Linked DNA regions of Homo sapiens: region 1 is linked to region 2. Evidence: read pairs that join two places in POLR2A ChIA-PET (ENCODE). Cell type or tissue: GM12878. All regions are shown on one strand.

Region 1 (4,000 bases), 86 kb after region 2:
CACGCTGTTCCCTCTGCCTGGTATTTCCTTTTGGCTCCTTTCTCTGGATTTGTGTGGTGCCTGTTTTAGCACAAATATACCATGTCCCCTTGTAAAATGTCTTTTCTTCACTTCAGCTGGTAACAGCCAGGGAAATGAGCAAAAACGTGTGGATAGATTAATTCACCAGCATCGGGGAGCCGGGTGGGCGGGGGTGGGGGGTACAGTGTGGCGCAGGGCATGTCTTTCTGTGGGTAGGTCGTTAACAATTTTCATAAACAAAAGATTGCCTTGTTTATACCTGTTCATCAGAGTCAGCATTTCTTAAATCTGTTTAAGGTGAAAGTGAGTGCTTTGTGTTTTAAAAATCATATGGGAAGCACAGAAATAGGAAATGTTCACTTTGTTTAATGTGGAAGTATATTCCATAACAGGTGGCCTCTCAACTTGCACAAATAAAACAAAATTGGTTGGCTAAAATCTATCAGAGAAGAAGAGGAAGTAATCGCCAGGTGGTAGGACCAGGAGCAGATGGGGACTATTTACTTAGATCCTCAATTCTTCTTGTTGAGTGTCCCTCTAATTAAGTACCTTTCCTTAGATGTTAAATAAACTTTCATATTTTTAAATAGTATTTTTTTTAGAAAAGTGTATTCCCATGCCAGTTTCTCCTTCTTCCAAAGTCAGGGGTAGAATAACCATATAGCATTAATAGAGTCTGTGTAAGCTTAAATAGTCCAACTTTCCTTTCAGGCTTTTTATTTGAAGTTTCCAAATTACACAGCTAAAATAAAAACAGCACAGAATTTAAATTGAGACCATTATATATCGCAGGGACTTCCCCCACCCCCATATTAAGTAAGGCAGTGTCAGCCCTGGTGGTCCGTGCAGACTCAGTGCACTGGAGGCAGAAGTTCCAGGTGGACTGACTCCTGCCCCCACCCAGACCTCTGGTGCTCCCAGGCAGTCTGGAACAATCAGACTCTGGTGCTCCCAGGCAGTCTGGAACAATCAGACTCTGGTGCTCCCAGGCAGTCTGGAACAATCAGAGTTGCCCTTGGTCTTCCGGAAATACTGTAATTCCCTGTGCAATGTTAGCTCTTGACCATCTTTGAATTCTTTTTCTTAGACTTACAAGGCTCTGTCGCTGGTTTCCCTCTCACTCTTCTGACGACTACATTTCAACTTCCTTCAACAAACACTTATGAAGCATTTATATAGCACTTACTGACGGCCACAGCCAGGTGCAGTTTTGTGGATCTGTACACAAATGAATTAGATGAGCCGGTGCCCATCGGCCCTGGGGTTCACAGACCAAGGCTCGCTCTGCCGGCATCCTGGGCTCCCTCCTGCCGCCTGCACCTGGAACGCTTGGCGGTCTCCGTGCCTCTTCTCCAGTTCTCTCCTCCACTGTGCTCCTTTGGAAAGGCTTTTCTGTCACGGCTTCAATCATAAAACTGTATTCCTAGTCCTATTTCCTCATCTGAGGTGAAGCATGAAATCTCCTCTTGTTTACCCCGAATTCAGCCAGCTCACCACGAGCCCTCTCTGCATCTGTCAGCCTCTGTCAGCAGCTGTAAAAGCTTCCCTTCTCCCCAGACCCCCACATCTGGAAACCGTCTTTAAGTCGTCCTCCCCTTTTTACTGTGTGTCCAGGAATCCACTTTTGGGCTTCCTCTGACCGGCCTCTTCCTTCCTTCTTTTCCTCCTCCCCGCCCCACTGCCTCCACCTACTCTAGTCCCAAGGCCGTGCCCCTGCCCCAACCCTCCCACTGTGCTCTTCCCACCCACACCAGAGTCCCCTTCTTTAAATCCTGTCCGATCAGTGTCACTCTCATTAAGTGACAGAGATGATGTCTCCACCTTTTATATCTCCAACAGCATCTAACCCAACACCTGGCACTTACTAGAGGCATCAACGATGCTTGTTGTTCTGTGTGGCGAAGGCACACCTGGATTCTGGATGGTCAGTCTCAGCTCTCCATCTTTGCTGCCTCACAGGGACTCCAAATGTGGAGCGTCTCCCACTGCCCTTAATTAGGGAAATTCAGCCTCGCAGAAGACAGTGAAACTGATGAAAGCATTGGGAAATGGAACCTAGGAAAGTTAAAGAATTGGCATCATTTGATGTGAGAAAGAGAAGCGAAGATGATGAGAGATCCTAGGGAAAAGGCTACATGCCCTGTCTTTCTTGAGACAAGCGTGTGCACTTCCTTTGCTTCCACTCTTACTTGTGTTTATCCTTGGAGGGACCTTTAATTATCTAACGCTTGGGTATTGGCCACGGTGCTTATCGTCTGCGTGTGAATCTGGACATGGTCCCCAAGCTGTGTGGTGCTGTTTGTTGGTGCGGTCCAGGATGCACAGGGCTGAGATGGTGCTGCATGCACACTTACCGAGCACATCCCCCTGGGAGAGGTGTGGACACCACCGTGAAGGGGGCCCAGACCTCCTCCTTAAATGCCTGCACTTTCACAGGGATCAGACATGGAGACAAGAACTCTCAGAAGAGGGAGAGGCCTGAGGCACAGCAGGAAGGTACAAGTTCAAAGGAAGTGAAGATTTCCAGTGAGAGCTATCAGACTCTTGAAATGGACTACAGGGAAAGCCTGTGGTCTCCTCTTTCTTAGAAATGCTAAACTCATAACAGAAAACCTCTCCACCGTGGCTTGAGTGTCAAATTCTCTGGAGGCCTGGGGATGGGGCCGGGAGTTTTCTGCCTCTATATCCCCATGGTCCACTTATTCGGGTGGCTTAGTTTGCTTTGCAAGCAGGGGGTGGGAGCGGGGCTGCTTATTCCAACCACAGTAGTCAAATGTGTTACTTATGAGAAATAATAAAAGATCCTTCTTCTTTTCTTTTTCTAGACCCCCTCTAGTCAAATGTTGTTGTTTTTTTAAATAGAGGAGGTTGTTTTGCATTTTTCTTTTCGTAGTGTTCGAATTTAGCTTTTGTATATACTCTCCCCAGTAGTTCAGAGTACATTCATGAGCCCAGATCATGAGGAATGCTCACCATTTTCCTGAAAGATGGTGTGTGGAGGATGTGTACAGATAGAAGCTAGGCTGTTGAAGATTTTATTGAACTCATCAGCATTAACAACAGACACTGTTAGTGAGGTCCGAATGTTTTTGTTTATTTTTTTGACTCAACAAACAGTTATTGAGCAAGGCTTTCTTCTGTGCCCGGCAAGATGCTTGCCACTTGCTGAAGAGACAAAGATGCATGAGATATGGTCCCTGCTTTTAAAGCACTTACAATCTAGCAGGGAAGACAGCCAGGTGTACAAATAATCATATGTGTTACAAAGAAACGATTATTCCGGTTCAAAGGAAGGCTGTTGTTGATGAAGGATGGTTGCATAGCAGAATTATAATCGTCAGTTTGAAATTCAACTTTTTCAAGCTTTGTCATTTCTATCTTGTATTAGCCTTATTTTTCCCTTTTTCAAAATACTTATTTGCATAGGTATTAGTCACATGGTTCCTATACTGGAACAGTTTAGAAAGGTGTTTATTGGAAAGTCTCGCTAGCACCTCCGTCCCCATCCACCCAATTCACTACTCGCTCTTCCATCAGAATAAGGAACCATTGTCTATTAATTTCTTGAGTATATATCCAGCGCCCATCCATGCAAAATAACATATACACATTTTAAAATTTTCCCTTTCTTACACAAAAGGCAGCTTACTGTTTGCCCTGTTAATTTAACAGTATATCTTGAGATTTTACCATGTAAGATCTTATCATGGTACATCTTGAGATGTACCATGTCAGTACATAGAATGCATGCTTTTCCTTTCTTCCTAGGTAGTATAATACTTCCTAGTATTGCATCGTTTTGGAGATATCAGAGTGTGCCAGTTATCAATTAGCTGCATAACAGATTACTCCATAACATAGTGGTTTAAAACAACAACCCTTTTATTAGTCATAATTCTATGGGTGAACTATTTGGCCTGAGATCTGCCAAGGGTTTTTTACTGCTGCTTTTGCCTGGATTTGTTCATATGGATGTGAT
Region 2 (4,000 bases):
GCTAATTTTTTGTATTTTTAGTAGAGACAGGGTTTCACCATGTTGGTCAGGCTAGTCTTGAATTCCTGACCGCAAATGATCTACCGGCCTCGGCCTCCCAAAGTGCAGGGATTACAGGTGTGAGCCACCCTGCCCAGCCTACTTTTTCTTTTTAAAGAATTTATTTTAATTGGGTTTCGTAAATGCAGGGATACAAAAGCTATTGGATCTTGAGATAGCTTTGTATTTTGTAGAGAATCATCCCAGGAGCACATTCCCTCACTGAGGGTTCCAGCCACCTCTTCCGCCTCATTATACTTTGCTTAGCACCGAGAAGTCTGGCATCGTTTCTGTTGGAATGAAAAGATTGGCAGAGCTGCCCTGGACAACAGCACTGCAAAACACTGTGGCAGAAGGTTTGGTCTACATACCAAGGCAGCCAAAGTATTAATTGCATTCTCTGTGATCACAAAATAAGGCGCTGAATTATTCTCTTCATGTTTTAAGAATGACAGGCTTTTGCTCTGCCAGCTCCAAGCATAGTGCATCACATGGAAAGGAGATGCTAGATTTGCAAAAAAAAAAAGAGAAAAAAAGCACAGGAGTGAAGATCTCTGGTAGCCAGCTGCTTCCTAAAAAAGATTTAAAGCTGAACTGTTGCATGAGAGGTACCTATAAAAGATCAGGAGCCGGGTGAGGAAGTGTTTCCATAAATTTACATACTCTGTTAAAACATGTTCTATTTTGGAATCTTACTTTAGATTTTGAAATGGGACTTTTCACGTTGCTGGCTATACTTTGATCCCATTTTCCTTTGTTTTGGTGTATTTACTGGAGAAAACTGGTTATGATATTTCTATATGTACTTGTCTCCCCCCAGCCCCAGAACAAGCACCATATGTGAGTATTCCAGATATCCAAGGTCCTCTGGACACCCCAGTCTCTTCCACAAAGCTGCCTCCTCAGAGCCTGCTGTCCCGTCTTCTAGGAATGTACCCATTTGAAAACCCACACTCACACTACCACAACACATACACTGTTTCTTGCTGGTCGTTCCTTTAATCTCAGTGGAAGATATCTCATAGAGAACTGTTGGTGATTGCTTAACTTGGTTGGGAGGAAAATAGATCAAGCAGGTGACAACCTGCATATTGGGGATTTTCCTATGCTGAAAATTGTTATTCTGTTGCAGCACTCCACCCTCCCTTCACAGCCCCAAAAAAGAGAAGTACGAGTGCTGCTGATGTTCAGGGTTTGAATATGTTTTGGTTTAAGATGTTCAGTGGAATTAGAGAGAATTTCATCCTGGGCAGTGCAGTCAGGCTGGAGGAGTATTTTGGTTTCATATTACTAAACCTTGTTTTCCCATCCCAGCTGCTTGTGTGCTATCTTGGGGCCACTGAGAACCTGGCTGGGCTCTGCGGGGTGGGAGTGTTGTCCCGGGGCTGAGTCCAGCCAGGGGTGAGGTCGTCTTGGTGCACATCTTGCACGTTGCATGAAGCTCAGAGCCCAGCTTGGCTCTTGTGAACTTCCCCTGTGGGGACACACCCTCCAACCAAAGTGAGGGTCCAGCGGCCACCAGGTTGTGACATGAGAGCCGTCGCTATTATTACTCATCACCTGCAGCAGCAGGAAGGGTGCCCAGACCACAGAAATCTTCTGTCTCTGGGCCCGTGCCTACTGCAGTTGGCAGAGAGCTCCTGAGCTCCTTCCCTAATGCGTGGTGGGAGAGCGCTTTCTTCAGCACTTTCTTCACAGGGTTTCCTGCAGTGGGAGTCTTCCTGATGCTCTTTACCCCCATACTTATTTCACTCCCAGAATCAAGGAGAACTGTTAAGCCATTCCTCAGTACGATGTGTCATGGCTGAAGAACCATTCATTCAAGACATTGGTGAAGAGGGTTCTTTCATTGCCTTTCTTCAACGACGGTTTATTTGCTGTCCATTTGCTGAGCACCTGGGTGGTGCCAACATGAACCCATTTCCTTCTGTGCGCAAGCCCCCCCTTTCTATTACCAGAGTGCAGATCCCAGCTAGCATGGTACGTGTGAGTGCGCTGTATAAAGTCTGGAACCACAATTAGAAAGGAAAGCCTTTCTAAAGGTATTTTGTCTTGATATTCATTAACCTATTAGATTGCCATTCTTTCATATCTAAGATGATCATAACATGTCTCATCCAAGCTGAGACACTTGTTATTAATCATTATTCTGGGACAATAGGGTAGGCCAGGATGGTCCCAGGCAAGCTGATGTCTAGAGTAATAACCCTGCACATATGAATCTTTTGAAGGATTGGGCATGATTTTTTTTTTTTTTTTTTTTTGCACTGGGGTTGGCTGGGGCTAGGAGTTTGTGATGAATCCTTCCAGTATTTTTCTGAAAACCAGTGAACTATTTTGTAGGTTTCTGTGTCGTTAGAAACATGCAAACCTATCCACTAAAACCACTCCAGTTGATCTATTAAGTCATTCGTTAGGTCTTACCTGGACTCTCTTCACTGTCACTATCATGATCTGTCCACATCACTGGCCCTTTCTCCTATCACCTAGCTCTCCTGTGAGCCCAGCACTGATATAAAGTGGTTTCTAGTCTTCTTGGACTCTCAATTTAACTTGCTTCCCATGGGAATCTTCTAACTGTTTCCCCAAACCACCTTGTAGACATTCATTTCTTTGTTTAGGATTCTAAGAATAGGAAAGAGAGACATAAGCTAGATTCCATTCCTGTTTCAGTAAGATTATCTTTCCAACACAAGAAAGGAATACATCTAAAAAATTCTTTCAGCATTTTTTCCCGCTTTATTGAGAAAAAAAAAAAAAGAAATACTCATGAGTACTCCAGGGCCTCGGTTGATAGTGTGACAAAAATAGTTCCAACTAAACTAAGTAACTCAAGGCTATTTGCTTTATCTTTGTACTCTTTCATGTGTTCCCGAGTCTTTTACAGATTGGGATGGTACACTTTGGTTTAAATTGCAAACTCTTGTATTTAACTTCCTCTGAATGATTCAGGACGGGGCTGTGGACCTGTTGACACTTGATGAGTATTGGTTTCTAGTGCAAATGATGACCTGTTGAAGGGCATCAGGCATATCTGAAGGTAGCTGTCCAACTAGGTCACGTTCCCATCAACACTGTATTGTGAATCTTTGGTAAGAAGAGTGATAACTTTTTGCAAAATGTAGTTTTTAAAAATAACCGTGAACTTCAGTGTCCCCAGTCAAAATAATAATTCATTTGGGGAACAATTTAGAGATTCTTTCGACAAATACAGAGAAATGGAAGCCAATCATATGCGCCTCAAGCATTTGATATTGGAAGAAAATCAGCATCTACTAAGTAACTCTTGTGAAAACCTTATCCATTTTTTGCTTTTTTGCACTTTTCAATCTGCAGCATAAATTAGGCCACAGGAAAAGGATGGCGTACCTTCAAAGAGCCAGTTGGGTTGGCTGTGTTCTTTCTATTCGTGGAAAACAGCTGTGGGTGCCGGGTGTTGAAGTCAGGCTTTTGTTCCATGCTAAGGTAGGAAGGTTTGTTCTTGAGACCTATCACTCTTCTGTGGAGGAGGAGTTCACAGATGGTGAGCCGCTTTATCACCATCTCGGAGGCTTTTGAAATATGTTGATAATGACCTGGGAAAGAGGGCCGAGTGGGATGAGGGTGGGAGTAGGAAAGAAACATTCGGCCCACACAGTGTTCATATCTTCTCTTGTTTTTGTATCTGTGGCAACTGCAGATTAAATGAATTAGGTTATTCTTTTCCATTGCCTTCTACCAAATAGAAGTACTTATTTAAGCCTTGCAGATTTTTTTCCTGCTGAGTGAAGCCTGAACTGAGCCCATGAAAGGTGATCTCTCCAAAGCAAGGGCTCCTGTTTCCTTCCTTCCATCCTGCTATCTCATTCAAGTGAAATTCCTGCCATGGCATTTATCCTGAGCTTTGTCACACAGGATTACTGTGATGGTCCTTACTATGAATGGAGTGTTAAGGTGTTTTCTTTAGCTCGAGATAAAAACC

The links. ChIA-PET counts read pairs that join two places held together with the same protein. Peaks named below come from ENCODE experiments on the same cell type or tissue, not always from the same donor. Only the 100,000 strongest peaks of a DNase experiment are listed, where the experiment ranks them.
Region 1: POLR2A ChIA-PET joins it to region 2 with 8 read pairs; 5 of 35 experiments call an interaction of 5 or more read pairs at or near these places.

Annotation. Positions count from the first base shown.
Region 1 is chr18:63,204,536-63,208,535 of GRCh38, reverse strand. The region is part of intron 2 of BCL2 (BCL2 apoptosis regulator); the gene reads left to right. Among named protein-coding and RNA genes, the nearest start is that of BCL2, 110 kb to the left of the region's middle. In GM12878, no CTCF peak of the experiment used is centred here; no DNase peak of the experiment used is centred here; H3K4me3 peaks cover 2,008 bases; H3K27ac peaks cover 3,395 bases.
Region 2 is chr18:63,290,526-63,294,525 of GRCh38, reverse strand. All of the region lies in intron 2 of BCL2 (BCL2 apoptosis regulator), which reads left to right. Among named protein-coding and RNA genes, the nearest start is that of BCL2, 27 kb to the left of the region's middle. In GM12878, no CTCF peak of the experiment used is centred here; no DNase peak of the experiment used is centred here; H3K4me3 peaks cover 932 bases; H3K27ac peaks cover 1,680 bases.